2 separate regions of the Homo sapiens genome follow, and region 2 is linked to region 1. A link is a loop called in an ENCODE intact Hi-C map of the cell type or tissue named here. Cell type or tissue: OCI-LY7. All regions are shown on one strand. Each heading gives the region's core, and the rest is flanking DNA. Links, peaks and the distances in the headings are about the cores only. Region 1 has its middle 120 kb from the start of GOSR1. Region 2 overlaps LOC105371723 (a long non-coding RNA gene).

What was found. Hi-C counts contacts between places; a loop is a spot of excess contacts. Peaks named below come from ENCODE experiments on the same cell type or tissue, not always from the same donor. Only the 100,000 strongest peaks of a DNase experiment are listed, where the experiment ranks them.
Region 2: it touches region 1 in a loop (5-fold over the local background); 12 of 110 quality-filtered maps call a loop at or near these places.

The regions. Positions count from the first base shown.
Region 1 is chr17:30,595,319-30,603,645 of GRCh38, forward strand. It overlaps the pseudogene SMURF2P1-LRRC37BP1 and the pseudogene SMURF2P1. Among named protein-coding and RNA genes, the nearest start is that of GOSR1, 120 kb to the left of the region's middle. RefSeq lists a silencer at 4,964-5,443. In OCI-LY7, for the core only: CTCF peaks have their summits at 4,857 and 5,059; DNase peaks (open chromatin) are centred at 4,333, 5,113, 5,363 and 5,943; H3K4me3 peaks cover 3,416 bases; H3K27ac peaks cover 2,679 bases.
Region 2 is chr17:30,703,267-30,711,593 of GRCh38, forward strand. LOC105371723 (a long non-coding RNA gene) reads left to right here. Exons shown (of 4, transcript XR_001753096.2): 4 at 2,072-2,199. It also overlaps the pseudogene SUZ12P1. Among named protein-coding and RNA genes, the nearest start is that of CRLF3, 120 kb to the right of the region's middle. RefSeq lists enhancers at 5,328-5,377, 5,758-6,434 and a silencer at 5,638-5,857. In OCI-LY7, for the core only: a CTCF peak has its summit at 4,558; DNase peaks (open chromatin) are centred at 4,755, 5,135, 5,695, 6,075 and 2 weaker places; H3K4me3 peaks cover 4,208 bases; H3K27ac peaks cover 3,182 bases.

The DNA.
Region 1 (8,327 bases), core at 76-8,075:
TTAACAGCATCTCAAGGCTTTCGGGGGACCTGCCCCGATAATCATGTAGGTTCTTTTCTATTTTTCCTAAGCGTCGGCCGGCTTGAGAAATAAAGGGACAGAGTACAAAAGAGAAATTTTAAAGCTGGGCGTCCGGGGTAGACATCACACGTTGGTAGGATCCGTGATGCCCCACAAGCCACAAAAACCAGCAAGTTTTTATTAGGGCTTTTCAAAAGGGGAGGGAGTGTGCGAATAGGTGTGGGTGACAGACATCAAATACTTAACAGGGTAATAGAATATCACAAGGCAAGTGGAGGCAGGGTGAGATTACAGGACCACAGGACTGAGGCGAAATTAAAATTGCTAATGAAGTTTCGGGCACTATTGTCATTGGTAACATCTTATCAGGAGACAGGGTGTTGAGATCAATTGGTCTGACCAAAATTTATTAGGCAGGAATTTCCTCTTTCTAATAAGCCTGGGAGCGCTATGGGAGACTGGAGTATATTTCATCTCTGCAATTTCGACCATAAGAGACAGGCGCACCTGGGGGTGCTGTTTATAAGCCTATACCTCCAGGCGTGTATTCTCTTCCTCAGGGACGTTCCGTGCTGAGAAAAAGAATTCAGCGATATTTCTCCCATTTCTTTTGAAAGAGGAGAAATATGGCTCTGTTCTGCCCGGCTCACCAGTGGTCAGAGTTTAAGGTTATCTCTCTTGTTTCCTAAACATTGTTGTTATCTTGTTCTTTTTTCAAGGTGCCCAGATTTCATATTGTTTAAACACACATGCTCTACAATTTGTGCAGTTAATGCAATTATTACAGGGTCCTGAGGTGACATACATCCTCCTCGACTGACAGGATTAAGAGATTAAAGTAAAGACAGGTTGGCCGGGCGCAGTGGCTCACGCCTGTAATCCCAGCACTTTCAGAGGCCGAGGTGGGTGGATCACGAGGTCAGGAGATCGAGACCATCCTGGTGAACACGGTGAAACCCCGTCTCTACTAAAAATACAAAAAATTAGCTGGGCATGGTTGCGGGCGCCTGTAGTCCCAGCTGCTCAGGAGGCTAAGGCAAGAGAATGGCCTGAACCCGGGAGGCGGAGCTTGCAGTGAGCCGAGATTGTGCCACTGCACTCCAGCCTGGGCAACAGAGCGAGACTCCCTCTCAAAAAAAAAAATAAATAAAAAATAAAAAAATAAAGTAAAGACAGGCATAGGAAATCACAAGGGTATTGACTGGGGAAGTGATAAGTGTCCATGAAATCTTTACAATTTATGTTTAGAGATTGCAGTAAAGACAGGCATAAGAAATTACAAAAGTATTAATTTGGGGAACTAATAAATGTCCATAAAATCTTCACAATCCATGTTCTTCTGTCATAGCTTCAGCCAGTCCCCCCATTTGGGGTCCCTGACTTCCCACAACACAAGGCAGCAGAATTTTTCTTAGTACAGATCAAAATGGAGTTTCTTTTATTTATTTATTTATTTTTTATTATTATACTTTTAAGTTTTAGGGTACACGTGCACAATGTGCAGGTTAGTTACATATGTATACATCTGCCATGCTGGTGCGCTGCACCCACCAACTCATCATCTAGCATTAGGTATATCTCCCAGTGCTATCCCTCCCCCCTCCCCCCACCCCACAACAGTCCCCAGAGTGTGATGTTCCCCTTCCTGTGTCCATGTGCTCTCATTGTTCAATTCCCACTTATGAGTGAGAATATGCGGTGTGTGGTTTTTTTGTTCTTGCGATAGTTTACTGAGAATGATGATTTCCAGTTTCATCCATGTCCCTACAAAGGACATGAACTCATCATTTTTTATGGCTGCATAGTATTCCATGGTGTATATGTGCCACATTTTCTTAATGAGTCTATCATTGTTGGACATTTGGGTTGGTTCCAAGACTTTGCTATTGTGAATAATGCCGCAATAAACATACGTGTGCATGTGTCTTCATAGCAGCATGATTTATAGTCCTTTGGGTATATACCCAGTAATGAGATGGCTGGGTCAAATGGTATTTCTAGTTCTAGATCCATGAGGAATTGCCACACTGACTTCCACAATGGTTGAACTAGTTTACAGTCCCACCAACAGTGTAAAAGTGTTCCTGTTTCTCCACATCCTCTCCAGCACCTGTTGTTTCCTGACTTTTTAATGATCGCCATTCTAACTGGTGTGAGATGGTATCTCACTGTGGTTTTGATTTGCATTTCTCTGATGGCCAGTGATGGTGAACATTTTTTCATGTGTCTTTTGGCTGCATAAATGTCTTCTTTTGAGAAGTGTCTGTTCATGTCCTTCGCCCACTTTTTGATGGGGTTGTTTGTTTTTTTCTTGTAAATTTGTTTGAGTTCATTGTAGATTCTGGATATTAGCCCTTTGTCAGATGAGTAGGTTGCGAAAATTTTCTCCCATTTTGTAGGTTGCCTATTCGCTCTGATGATAGTTTCTTTTGCTGTGCAGAAGCTCTTTAGTTTAATTAGATCCCCAAAATGGAGTTTCTTATGTCTTCCTCTTTCTACATAGACACAGTAACAGTCTGATCTCTATTTCTTTCCCCCACAGAATGCAGTAGCATGATCATGGCTCACTGCAACCTTGACCTCTGTGGGCTCAGGTGATCCTCCTATCTCAGCCTTCCGAGTAGCTGGGCCTATAGGTGCATGCCACCACTCTCGGCTAATTTTTTGTAGATATGAGGTTTCGCCATGTTGCCCACGTTGGTTTCAAACTCCTGAGCTCAACTGATTCCTCTGCTTCAGCCTCCCAAAGTGCTAGGATTACAGGCATGAGTCACCATGCCCAGTCCTTGAATGGTTTTAAAGTGTTATTCTTATCTGAATATTTGTTTTAAACAATAGTATTTAAACTTACAAGAAAGCCTAAATACAAACCTCTGCATGTTAACCCTGTATACATTTTTCTATGCTGTCACTTACATTTTTGAATGTACTGCTTTAAACTTCAAAACAAGCAGTCTCCCCCAGGTCTCCCATCACCTTCTGAAATACTAACTTACATTAACTAATATAAAGCTACAAATTATGTTAGTTGGGTGGCTGGAAACAAAGAATGTGCCATAAAAATAAGGCAAATGTGAATGTGTACATCAGTTTGCTAAGTTTTTTGCCACTGTTCAGCCTCTTAAATTGTGGTAGCAGCTATTGTTCACATTGATTTGTATATATCTGTAGTACAAGGAAGCATTTCTAAAGGACCTTGCTCATTGTTCTGCACAAAATAGCCACTTAATATTTGTTGAATGAATTGCTGGCACTATCTCTGGTATTTTTATTTTTATTTATTTATGTATTTATTTTTGATACGGAGCCTCATTCTGTTGCCCAGGCTGAAGTGCAGTGGCGTGATCTTGGCTCACTGCCACCTCTCGGGATCAAGCGATTCTCGTGCCTTGGCCTCCCTAGTAGCTGGGACTACAGGCATGCGCCATCACGCCTGGCTAATTAATATATATATATATATATTTTTTTTTTTTTTTTTTAGCAGAGACGGGATTTCACCAAGTTGGCCAGGCTGGTCTTGAACTCCTGACCTCAAATGATCCGCCCGCCTTGGCCTCCCAAAGTGTTGGGATTACAGGGGTGAGCCACCCTGCCCGGCCTATCTGTGGTATTTCTAGTGTGATGTCTAGAACTTCATATACTTTTTTGGATTACTTTAATTGTAAGGCTGTATCCAAACTGATGAAATGCTCTCAGAGGTAACTATCTGGAGAGGTGACTACACTGATGCATTAAAAGAAATGACTGGCATGGAATAAGGATTAAAATATATTAATCCAAAACATTTAAAATTGCATTAATAACAGCCTAAAGCAAAACTAATGAATCACATAAAAAATCTCCCACGCTGTTGTTCTTAGTAGTTTACATTGTGCTACATACTTTCGCATGCATATGCATACAACTTCTATTCTGTTTTTAAACTTTGCATTACATATACATTCTTCCATATTATATGATCTTCATAAAACTTGTCAGTTAAATGGCTGCATTAAAAAGCATGCGGTTCATGGACCATTATGCTGTTCCCTCATTCCTTTTGTTATTAATGGAATATAGCAAAGAACATCTTCCGTACTATTATTTATTTGTCAAGAATAGGGCCAGGCATGGTGGCTCAGGGAGCCGAGCCTGAGAGCACTTTGGGAGGCCGAGGCAGGCGGATCTCTTGAGGTCAGGAGTTCGTGACCAGCCTGGCAACGTGGGGAAACCTAAATGTCTCTACTAAACATGTCTCTACTAAAAATACAAAAATTAATGGGGCGTGGTGGTGCACACCTGTGGTCCCAGCTACTCCAGAGGCTCATGTGAGAGTATCACCAGAGCCCAGGAAGTTGAGGCTGCAGTGAGGCGTGGTCACACTACTGCACTCAAGCCTGGGCGACAGAGGGTGACCCTGTCAAAAAAAAAAAAAAAAATCCTAGCAGTAAAGTTACAAGGTCAAAGGATAAGGTACACATTTAAAAAGAAATTTTCTTTCTCCTCCTGAGATAACTAAATACAGCAGTGTATGAACAACCCTTCATACATTACTCTCCAAGGTTTATCTTGTTAATCCTTTCAGATGTTATCATCTCCCTATCCTTGGCTGCACCTGAAAAGAGCAGGAGCCGGCAGGTAACCCGATCGCCTCCCCCAGGTGAGTCTCCGATGGAGGTGTCAACTACAAGACCAGGAGCAGAGCAGTCCTGGGGCTTTGCTGGAACCATTGGCGTGGGAATGCTGTCTCTTCCCTCGCCCGAGAGACGCCAGATTCCCAGCGGGCAGCGGACTCGGTTCTAACCTTCCTCGCCCCAGCCTCTAGGAGCGCTCTGCACGCAGTGGGCGTCTAATAAATGCAGTCGGCCCTGCTTGGACAAAAGCTCTCCTTAAGTGGACCGGACACTATGCCCCTCCAGGTGCCAGAGTTGTCGCCCCCGCTGCCACTTTGCTCCCTGCGCGCGTTCCGCGTGAGACCCTCGGCGGCACCTCACCCACTCCCTGACGGCCGGTGCCAGCCCGGGGCACCCTGGGTACTCTGCGCGCGCCCGCTGGCCCCGCCCGGCCCCAACGGCCCCAACTCCCGTCTCCTCCCAGTCCCCCGGAGCCGACCAGTGGTGGCGGCAGCCCCAGGTCCCGGGTCCCTCAGACAAAAAGGCGGGTGGAGGAGGAGTAGCCGAGCCCAGAGTCCTGCTCCGGCGCCGCCGAGCACCGCCCGCCTCAGCCGACCAGCCCCGTCGGCTACTGGGCCTAGCCTAGAGGAGAGGAGGGAAAGGCCGCGGAGGCCGCGAGGAGACGGCTGGGGCGCCAGCGGCCGGCTGCCGCCTAGTTGTGCTGCCCGGACCAAGGAAGGAGAAGTGGGAGGAGCGGGGAGCTCAGCGGCTCAGGACGACGACGCTCGCCACATCCGGGACCCTCCGGCCGTGGCGGTCGCAGCGCCGGCAGCTCGGGCCTCAGCCCCTGCCTCTGTGGTGACTCCGCCGCGCTTCGACGTCGCCCCTGTCCCCGTCCCGCCCGCCGCCCCCGCCAACCCCGCCGCCGGGGACATGTCCAACCCCTGAAGCCGGAGGAACGGGCCAGTCAGACTGCGCCCGACAGGTGATGGGGAGCGGCGGCCGGGCTGGGCAGCCGCCGGGTGGGCGAGCTGGCGCGGGGTACCTGTTGACTTGGGAAGGGCCAGGATCGCGATCAATGGTGAGTTGGGGGTCGGAGGAGTAGGAAGGCCTAGTTCAGGGAGAGTAATTGGAAAGCCACTCGCTCTGGTTTGGACATTCTTTAAAAAGCCGAGGATGACTCGGGGAGGCGGGGTAGTCTTTTGTGGAGGGGAGGATACACCCGTTCGCATCGCAGCGGATTTCGGGCTGAAAAGTCTTGGTCAAGGAGCCCGACGCTGCCTCCCGGGGCTCGGGGAGCAGCAGCCCCTGGGCTACGGCCCAGGTGGGCTCGTGAAGGGGATTATTGAATCCGGTTGCAGACTGCGCGCAGTAAACACTCCTTAAAGATGGAGCGCTTAACGGGAGGGTGTACGTGTGTGTTCCCGGGTTGTTACCTTGCACACCCACTTATGCCCGCTTGCAAAACCTTTACTCCCCGCCTCTGGCCACCGTTGCCGGGGCCGCACACCTTAAACTCAGGTCTCTCTGAGGAGAGGAGACTGAGGTTGACTTTTCCCATGTGCCTGTCTGATCCGACGGCTCGGGCTCATTGTACACTGTGTTTTGGAAGTGTCTGATTGTAGGGTGGCATGTTTGGGGTTGTACCTTGTAGGCCGCAGAACTTGTGTCACTTCTAACTCCAGACCTGCTTTAAAAACACACTTTTGGAGGCGGGTAGGGGGTACTTTTCTAACTATGTGCTCATACAAACTTTAGAGCAAACTTTCTCTTACTCTCCCCACCCTCCCCCTTCCTTTTTCTAAATGGAAAATAATGTCCGGAGGGGTTGCTAGATAGAAGACTACACTTACAAAGTGTTTATGATTCCAGGCGCATGAAATCTTTAACATTACAGGTACATTTTTGCTTACAGTGCCATTTTTGGTATTCTTACATGGACATGTCACCCCCATTTTAGGAAAACTTGTATTTGGTTTGAAAAGGAATTGAAATCACGACGTTATCCTACCTTCACCATTTACCCCTGATAAATTGTCCACGTTTATATTCCGATGAGTGGTGAGAAAGATAATTTTCCGTAGAGGATTTGTGTGTGCGTGCACGTGTACGAATAAACTGTAATTATGTTTGTCCACACTAGACTTTGAGATTTATTTGAGCTAATTTTGTGGTTGAATGCCTGTGTGTCACATCCCAGTACAGCTAGATGAAAACTTGCAGTGAATTTGGTATTTGAGAATTTATCTCGAATGTCTGTTGGCTGCAATTTAAATAATATACGACCTTCATGACAGTTTTGCTTTCCCTAGGGAAAAATGCAGGGAATCATTAACTGAGTGGTTCTTAATGGAAAACCTGGATTGGAGGATACTTGTATTTCCCCCTACTCCCCCCCATTCAATGTCCTTATATTGGGAGAAGTCAATGGAAACCTTTTTAGGGGATCTTTGTTGCTTTAGAGTTTATCTGTTGCTATCTGGAATCAGTGATCATCGAAAGAACATGCGATCCCAGGTGTGCAGAAAGCATCAGAAATAAGCTGTTTCCATTTACTTCCCTCAAGGCTACATAGAGAAAATGAGGGAAAAAATAGGGATTTTGATTTTCTGCAGATAAAATGAGTTGAGGTTTTTAGTATGACTCAGTAGATCTTAAAGTGTTTATCTGTGGTTTCTGTACTGCCTATGATACATTATAAAAATTTATAAGTAAAGTTTGTTAAGAGGAAAGATTATGCTTATATTTTAGGGGAAGAGGGAATATTGAACTACATTTATAGAGTGATTTTGTTTCAGGTTTTTCTGAGGATTTTTTAAATACCCTGTGTCCACTTAATAGGAAAAACAGTTTGAGGTACTCTGAGTTTCTTACAACTATTTGTCTCTGAATAGTTTTCTCTTAAAATTTGACAAATGTTAAAAACATTGTCCTTCCTCCTTTGGTTATAGTGGAGTCTTCTGTTTTGCCAGGAAAGCGAACATTTTTTTTTTCATTTTTGTTCATCATTTACAAATTAGATGGGATATATTTTAGCAAATAGATCTCAAGAGCTGGATTTAATTAGCAGCTTTTTAGGACATAAACATTAAAGGGTTAGATGGAAAAGATTGTTTTGACTGACAGGATAAATGACAGGGCTGTGTTTGATGTGCGTCCAGGAATTGGTCTGGAGCTGGTGCCCAACTTCTCAGTCCATCTTGAGAAGCCAAATAAAATACTTAACCTAGGCCTCATTTTGTTTAAAAAAAAAAAAAAAAGTTGATTCTTTGTTAAGACCTTAAGAAATGTTTGGCATACCTTTAGACTAAGTGTTTAACAGTTCATTTAGACCTGGGTTCCCTAATAGAGGAAAAAAAATCACTTAAAAAAAGACAGATCCCACAGTGAATTTATATTTGGTTTACAATACACTTGGGCTGTAAGATGTTTTAAAATTATTGTTCTTTGCTTTAAGTTAATACCATATTAGTATTTTAAATTTATAGAGTACCTTTGATTTCAATATGCTGTATAAATTTTAGTTACTTGGTAATAACCTTATTGCGGAATTGCCTTTTTACTGAAAGGTATAAACATTTCTTGCATGGTGACACACACACACACACACACACACACACACACACACTCACACACTCACACACTCATACACTGTCTTTCTGAAATATTTGAACCGTGAGAGCTCTGCCCACAATTGATATTAGACCTTTCCAC
Region 2 (8,327 bases), core at 21-8,020, 110 kb after region 1:
GCTCGGAACCTAACTTTTTTTTTTTTAGACGGAGTCTTGCTCTGTCTCCAGGCTGGATTGCAGTGGTGCGATCTTGGCTCACCACAACCTCCAGCTCCCGGATTCAAGTGATTCTCCTGCCTCAGCCTCCCAAGTAGCTGGGATTACAGGCACGCGCCACCATGCCTGGCTAATTTTGTATTTTTAGTACAGACAGGGTTTCTCCATGTTTGTCAGGCTGGTCTCGAACTCCCAACCTCTGGTGATCTGCCCACCTCGGCCTCCCAAAGTAATGGGATTACAGACGTGAGCCACTGCACCCGGCCTATAACTACATTTTTTAACTACTTGGGCATGTTCTGGAGCCTTCGTTGCCCCTTCTGTAAGATGGGGAGAAAGTCCCCCACCCACAGAGTTACCATAAAGTATAAATGAGAGCATTCGTGCTCATTTGAGCCATTTCTCGGCCAGCCTGAACCTCTCCCCGGGCACCAACTTCATGCCTCCACTTGGACATATCAAACCAAAGGCTTGGATCTAACCTACAAAACTGCCCCCTCTCCATCCTCTCCATCCTTCCAGGGGCTCACTCAGCTCACAAATTTTGACTTACCTCTTTCCCTCGTATCCCACTTCCAATCCATCTGCTCCACCTTCAAAATATACCCCCTGAGGACGGGCGCGGTGGCTCACGCCTGTAATCCCAGCACTTTGGGAGACTGAGGTGGGCAGATCATCTGAGGATGGGAGTTCAAGACCAGCCTGACCAACACGGAGAAACCCCGTCTCTACTAAAAATACAAAATTAGCTGGGCGTGGTGGTGTGTGCCTGTAATCCCAGCTACTCCGGAGGCTGAGGCAGGATAATGGCTTGAACCCGGGAGGTGGAGGTTGTGGTAAGCTGAGATCACACCATTGCACTCCAGCCTGGGCAACAAGAGTGAAACTGCGTCTCAAACAAAACAAAACAAAAAACAAACAACAAAAAAACCTGGCTGGGTGCAGTGGCTCATTTCTGTAATCCCAGCACTTTGGGAGGCTGAGGCGGGCAGATCATTTGAGGTCAGGAGTTCAAGACCGGCCTGGCCAACATGGTGAAACCCTGTTTCTACTGAAAAAAAAAAAAAAAATCAAAAATTAGCCTGGCATGGAGGCGCATTCCTGTAATCCCAGCTACTTGGGAGGCTGAAGTAGGAGAATCAATTGAATCTGGGAGGCAGAGGTTGCACTGAGTCGAGATCATGCTACTGCACTCCAGCCTGGATGACACAGAGTGAGACTCCATCTCAAAAAAAAAAAATAAAAATAAAATAAAATAAAATAAAATAAAAGAACACAGTTGGAATTACTCCCTGCCCCCAACCTATCCTCCTAGCCCAATTCTGGGACCTCTTCATCTTGCCCTCCACTTGGCTTGGCAGTGGGGGTGGAACTGAATGGAGCTCAGAAATCGCCCAAGGTTGGCCTGCCACCACGGCTCACACCTGTAATCCCAGCCCTTTGGGAGACTTAGGAAGGAGGATCATTTGAGTCCGGGAGTTTGAGACCAGTCTGGGCAACATAGCAAGCTATGAAAAAAAAAAATACAAAAATTAGCTGGGTGTGGTGGCTCGTGCAGTGAGCTGCAGTGAGCTATGATTTCATCACTGCACTCCAACCTGGGCGACAGAAAGAGACCCTGTCTCCAAAAATAAATAAATAGTGTGGCGCGGTAGCTCACGCCTGTAGTCCTAACATTTTGGGAGGCCGAGGTGGGCGGATCACTTGAGGTCAGGAGTTCGAGACCAGCCTAGCCAACATGGTGAAACCCTGTCCCTACTAAAAATATGAAACTTAGCCGGAAATCACTTGAACCCGGGAGAGGGAGGTTGCAGTGAGCAGAGATCGTGCCACTGCACTCCAGCCTGGGCAACAGAGCGAGACTCCTCAAAATAAATAAATAAATAAAAATATAAATAAATAAATAAAAGAAGTTGCCTAAGATGGGGGTACAGGGAGCCTCTGGAAAGGCCAGGGACACACAAAACTTCACCCACACCTCAAGGCTTGGATAGGTCCATCCTCCACTCCCTGGCACCTGCTGACTTTCCAGGGCTCATTCCATCACACATTCTGTGTCCATCTTCTCCATGACGAAGGAAGCGCCCAGAGAAGGCTCCCTGCCTTGTTCCCTGTGCACTGGAGGCACATCCTCAATGCATCACACTGCACCTGACAGGTAAGGGCATATAAGGTGCGTGCTGTGTGTTTGAGGCGTAAATGGAAGGAATGAATACGTGCACGGAGCAGTGAAATGAACAGCAGGGTTGTGCATCCTATACCGAGTGGGCTCTAGGAAAACACGGGCTGGGGGCGCCTGGTGGGCAGTGGCTGTCTGGCGTTGCGCTGACCTGTCCAGGAGCCTGAGGCAGGGCACCCGGGAACGAGGGCGCTGGGCCTGAGGCAAAGGGAAGCTGAGCACTGGGGCGAAGCAGAGCCTTCAGGACTGTGAGGTTGGGGGCCCAACCGAGGCAGTGGGCGCAATACATGGAAGGCACAGAGAGGGGACAGACAAGGCATAGGCGAGCCCAGCTGTGTCTGACGCTGGGATGCTGGAGGTGCTAGGCGTACAAAATGTGGGGTCCCAGATACGCAGGAGAACACAGGGTGCCCTAGGCATAGGGCACCCTGGGCGTGCGGGTTCTATAGCACAGGGTGCACAGAAGATGGGGCGTCCAGGTGCAGGGTTCATAGAACATGGGGTACTCGAGGCGCGTGGCACCGTGGGCGTGGAGGTCCCGTGGGACGGAATACACAGAGCGTGGGGTGTCTCAGGCGCGGGGCTCATGGGAATCCCAAGGCGCAAGGTGGGAGGCTGGAAGCGAGGAGCGCCCTGGGAGCAGGGTGTCCGAAGCGCGGGTACCGATCTGGGCAGCGCGGGGCACGCGGCGCGCGGGCGAGTCTGCGTGCGCGCGCGGACGCCTTGGTTCCCGGAGCCCAGTTGCTGGCGCGGCCTCCACTGCGGCTGCGAAGCCGAAGGTCTGAGGTGCGCCAGGGCTCTTTACGCGGCCCCCAGCCTCTCCGCACCCTTTGTCTCCTGAGCACGCCGCTCACAAGTCCAGGAGACATGGATCAGATGGAGGCTGGAGAGCCGATCCCAGCTGGGACCAGTGGGGTTTAGAGGGTCTAGAAAGGGGTGAGGGGCGAGGGTGAGGGGGTTCTGGCTGGGGTTTTCCAAACTGAGCTGAGGGTGCCTTAAAGAATGTCGTTGCTTTCCCTCATATAAGTAAAGGCCACTCCTTCTCGTAGCCTCTGGAGAGTGCAAGTTAGAACCACCTCCTAGGCTAGCTCTGTAGGGGGAAGTGGGTGGGCTGCTCAGGGCTGGAGGGTGGGGTGGGGACAAAGGCCTGGAGCAAGAGAACAAGGAGGTGACAAGCTTTTCCTGAGCGTCAAGTTCTGTTCCCTTTTCGGTACTGCTAGGTTTATAGAAAGCTGGCTGCCTGGAGTGCCCTCCATCTCAAAGCCTTCATGGGTCTTACTTGCTACTGTCAGTATCTCAAACTGGGAAATTGAGGCGTAGAGAGATGGGATGCCCTCCTCCATACCCAGTGGGTCTGCAGTCAACCACAGATGGATGGGATCTGTTTTGCACTCACCAACTCCTACTTTATACCCCTTTGGTCCCCCAGATCCAGGTGTCCAGCCTGGCCACCCAGATTCAAGGCTGGACAGCTCTGCAGCCATGAAATCCTGGGCATGAAGGAGGAACGAAAGTGACCCATCCCTCCATTTTGAAGTTCTCTGGGGCCAGATTTGCCTAGGTTCTGGCTTTCAAGAATCCCTTCCCAGTCATGAAAAGACAGCTGTCCATAGAAGGCGGTGGAGGGTGACAGGCTGCCACAGCTGTGGTGCGTGGTCACCTGGGCAGCCTGGAAGTCTGGTGTCCCTGCCCTTCCTCCAGTTTAGCCACAGCGACGTGCTTCTAGGAAGGGATTCTTAGAGGCCAAGTTAATTCCCGTGCAGCCTATCAATTCAGGCTTTCTTAGATACTCATTTTTCCCATCCAGATATGCCTCAAGTTTTGTGGATTTACCACTCCTACTCAGGAACCCTTTTCCCTTTCCTCATTCATTCTGCAAAGCGCCTGGTTAGCAATGCACTCTCTTCCCTGGACATGTAGGGAATGGGGGTTTCCCCCATCCCCATCCTCAGCCCGTCCCCCTCCTCTAAAACTCAGATCAGGGTTTGTCTGCCCTGCTGCTAAGATGCAGCCCAACTTTGAACTTTGAGCTGTCTGCTTTAACATTTGGGCCTCACTTGAATGGATTCCCTTCCCTGAGGATTCCAAGCCCTCCCCAGCCATCAGTCTTCCCATCTTTCATAAAATGGAGCCAGCAGCCCCGCTTCAGGGACTCCCCCCTCCCCCTGTTCCCTCTACGCCAGGATTCTTCCCCCGACTTCCATTTCCCTCCAGCCCCCACCCTGCACAAAGTTGCCTGTTCTGCCGAAGTGCCTATTTTTGGCTTGGGGCCCAGTTTTATAGCCCCAGCTATAGGTCTTGGCAGTCACAACTTTCGCTCTCCAGACAGCCAAGCCGGGTCCAACAGCCTTCCCCACCCCAGAGAGGGGGTGCGGGGGCTCCCTCTGCAGCCTCAACCCGAAACCTGCCCCTCGCCTTACTTGGTCTGATGCCTGGGAACCCAAGCCTGCTTCTTGCCCTACTTCTTAGAGTCCACCAGCTGCAATGGAGTTGTTAGGTGTTGAAAATCCATGCCGGGTTTTTACTCTTTCAGAGAACATAAAATTCAATTTTTCTCCTCGCACCCCCTCCCCAAAAGCAAGACTTTGAGGCGTTTATAGATACAAACCTTCCCCTAACGCTTCCCTCCGCCCCTGCTACCCGGTCAGCTCCAAGCCCCTGTCCCGGTGGCCCAGGATCTTCTGCTAAGGGTCTCATTCCGTCCCGCGCTCCAGTCCTGGCTTGGCGTGCCTCCCTCGCCTTTTATTGTAGGTCTGGTCTCCCAGGGTAGCGGCCTCATCGCATTCCCTTCGCAGCGCCCCTGGATCCAGAAACCGCTTTTACCTGTCCGCTCCGGTGCAGCCAGCACGCCGAATCCCGTCGTACCCGAGTCCAGCCCTCCTTTTGCCCCTCCCCCTTGCACGTCGCTGCCAGGAAGATGAGGGCAGCCCAAGTCGCCTCAGCCACTAAGCATCCCCCTTCCAGAACTCCCCCCATGCGAACCCAGGTCCCGGGAGTTCCGGGCTGGGTCTTGCTTGTTTTCACTGCGTTAGGCCTGACGCATTACTCCGTCTCCCAAGAAAGAATCCGGCCCGAAATTTGCGTGCCCCGGGTGCGTTTGGCCATGTCGCATCTACCCCCCAACCCCCCGCTCCAACACCGTTTCTCCCATCTTTATCTAATCCAACTCGGGTTTTGCACAACCCTTCCAGATCTCCCCATTTGCGCCCTCCTTCCCCGGGCTCGGCGCCTTTCCTTTTACTTCACTGGAAAATCCGCTCCGGGTCTTCCTTACGCCTGTCTCCCTTCCCCGACTCCCCGCTCCAACGCGGGGGTCCAGCACGTCGCTTTCCCTCTCTCTGCTTTTCCAGGGAGGAGGCGAGAGGAGGCGAAAGGAAGGAAACTCCAGCACGGGTTTTCGGGCCGGCTCCTGGGGCGCTCAAGCGGGTTGCGGCGGCCAGTCCCGGGCGGCGACTCCGGGCCGGATTTTGCGCGCGCCCACCGCCCCCCTCCCGGAGCGGGTGCGCCGGGGAGAGGGGAGAGCTGGCGGCTTGTCATTGCTGGTTCCCGGCTCCGGCTCGGTCCGCGCGTCCTGCGGTGCCCACGGGCCCGGCCTGGCGCCCCCCCCTCCGGCCGCGCCGCCCCTCTCCGCCAGCTCCGCGCCGCCCGCCCCCAACCCGAGCTCCCCGCGGCCACTGCGGGGAGCCCGAGCCGTCGGCGCGGGAGCTGTCGGCGCTGCGGTGCCCCCGCCCCGCCGTCTGCCGAGGAGGCCCCGGCTGAGGGGGCCGCGCGGGCCCCGGAGCGGCGCCGCCGAGCGGCGGGGGCCTGCAGGGGCGCCCCCGCTGCCCCGTTAACCCCTCGTCCACCGCCGCCGTCGGAGGGGGCTGGGAAGTCGCCTGGGCACACACGTGCCGCCTCCGTTGGGGCCGCGGAGCTGCGGGGGAGATGCGGGCCGCTGCCGGCGCCGCCTCGGGGCGCTCCGCCTCGCCCCAGCCCCCGGCGCTCTGACGCCGCCCCCGCCCCACAGCCTCCCTCCCCGGGAGGGGCGCAGACCCGATCGCCCCCAGTCCCGAGCCTCCGCCGCCGCGAGGGGGCCGCCTTTGGATCCGTGTAATCCGCCTCTTTTTTTCTATTTTCTTTTTTTTTTTTTTTTTTTTTTTCTAATTTTTGGTTGGTGGCGGCGGTGCTGGGCCAGGGGAAGGAAGGGACACGGAGGCCGCCCTCGCCCCGCCACCTCCTACCAGCTTCCCCCCAGCCCCGGCTCCGGGAGATGTGCCGGGCGGGGGGCCCGGGTTCGCCGAGCCGCAGGAGAGACACGCTGGGCCGACCCCAGAGCGGCGCTGGACAGGTGAGTGTCTGCGGGCCCAGGGCGAGGGGCGAAGCCGCACCTGGGCCAGGTGTGCGGGGCGCGCGGAAGAGGGGAGGCGGGAAGGATGGGAGGCCGGGGCCTGTCCTGGCCGCGAGGGCGGAGGGGACGCTGGAGCCGCGCGGGGCACCGCACCTGAGCGGGAGGGGCGTCGGGGGCAGCCCGCACCTCACCCCCACTGGCGAGGGGCCCGGGAGGGGCGGCCCCCACGGAGCTCCCGGGGCGCGGGGGTGCGGACGGGCGACCGCAGGGTGCCTGGCGGGGGGAGGGGACAGCGAGTGTGCCCGCGCGCGCGCCAGCCTTTGTGGGGAAGCGGCGCCGCGGTGCCTGCGTGTCCCCGGTGCGTGTGCGCGCGGGTCCTTGGCGCCCTGTTTGTGTAGGTGTCTGGGTGTGAGCGGAGGGGGTGCGTGTGCGTGTGCGCGCCGCGCGCCGGCCCCGGGCCCCAGAGGATCCGTGTCGGGGATTGGCACCACAGGATGCTGGGCGAGGGGGTTGTTTTTCTCTGGGAGGCAGTGGCGCGGGGGATGGGGAGGGGTCCGTCTGGGTGTCAAGCCGGCCGCAGTCCGGGGGGCGCCGCTGTCAGGAAGAGGGGGTGCAGCCAGGCAGCACCTTCTCTCCGTGGTGCCGGGTTAAAGCACGGGAGGCCGGCAGGTTTGATCCACCCGGATTATTCGTGCTTTGAGGACAGCTCCCCACCCCCACCCCAGGTGCGCATTGGATTGAGCTACGAGGGTTCAGTTGTCATCCTCCCATCTGACGGTCCTGGGACCCGAGTCCAGGCCTGAAGTGGTGGGGTGGGGGGGTGCTGTGTTTGCTCCAGCCGTGTCCAGAAAATGCCCTCCCAGGTATCTCTCCAGTGCACCCCCGGCCCCCATCTGAAGACAGCCGCTGGCTACACACACCCCTGTCCCTACACTTCCAGTCCAGGTCCTCACACTGCCCCATCCCTGGCCAGCACCTCACTGTACCTGCCTGGACCCTTTCTTCCTGTTCCAACCCCCATCCACCCCCAGCCATGGCAGCTGCGTGGGGGTTTCTGTATCCCAGTTCCAGGCAGGGCCCCCCTCTTCCGCCTGGCTTCCACTAGACTCAGAGCTGGGGTCTGTCTTCCCACATCCCACATCCCAACATGTGTGCCTGGGGGCAGGAGGGGGAGGGGTTCAAAATGGCTGCCAAGATGGCTGTCTCGCTGTCTCGCGCTCTCTCTCTCGCTGTCTCTCTCTCGCTCTCTGTCTTTCTCTATATCTCTCTCTCTCTCTTCCCCTCTCTGCTTGCCCGGCTCCCTTATCCTGGTAGGGAGTCACTGCTTAGAGGAGGTTGGACCCAGTGGGGCACACCTGAGGGTGAATGTATATTCCCGGCCGTTGACCTCCATGCTGTTTGGGGACAGACCATTGGTTTCTGCTTCTCTCTCCAACACCCCAAGGGCTGCCATGTGCCTAACCTGACCCCAGACCCCACTCCTTCACCCTGGCTCACAGCCTGAAAGCTCCCTGCCCTCCACCTGCTCTCCAGGGCCTGGCCCCCTGAATTGATCAACCCCGCGGAGGGTCCACACCCCTCATTCTCTTCTCCGGTCTGCCCCACGGCCCGGGGGCAGGGGATTGATTCTGCGTGGGCCCCTGTCAGGCCCCAGCTTTGGGGGGCAGGTGACTTCTCCTTCCTCCCTGCTCCCCTTCCATTAATGCCAAATTTATTACTTAAAAGTAGGATGAAAACAGGGAGAATAAGAGAAGGTTTACAATCTTCATTATCATATCGAGA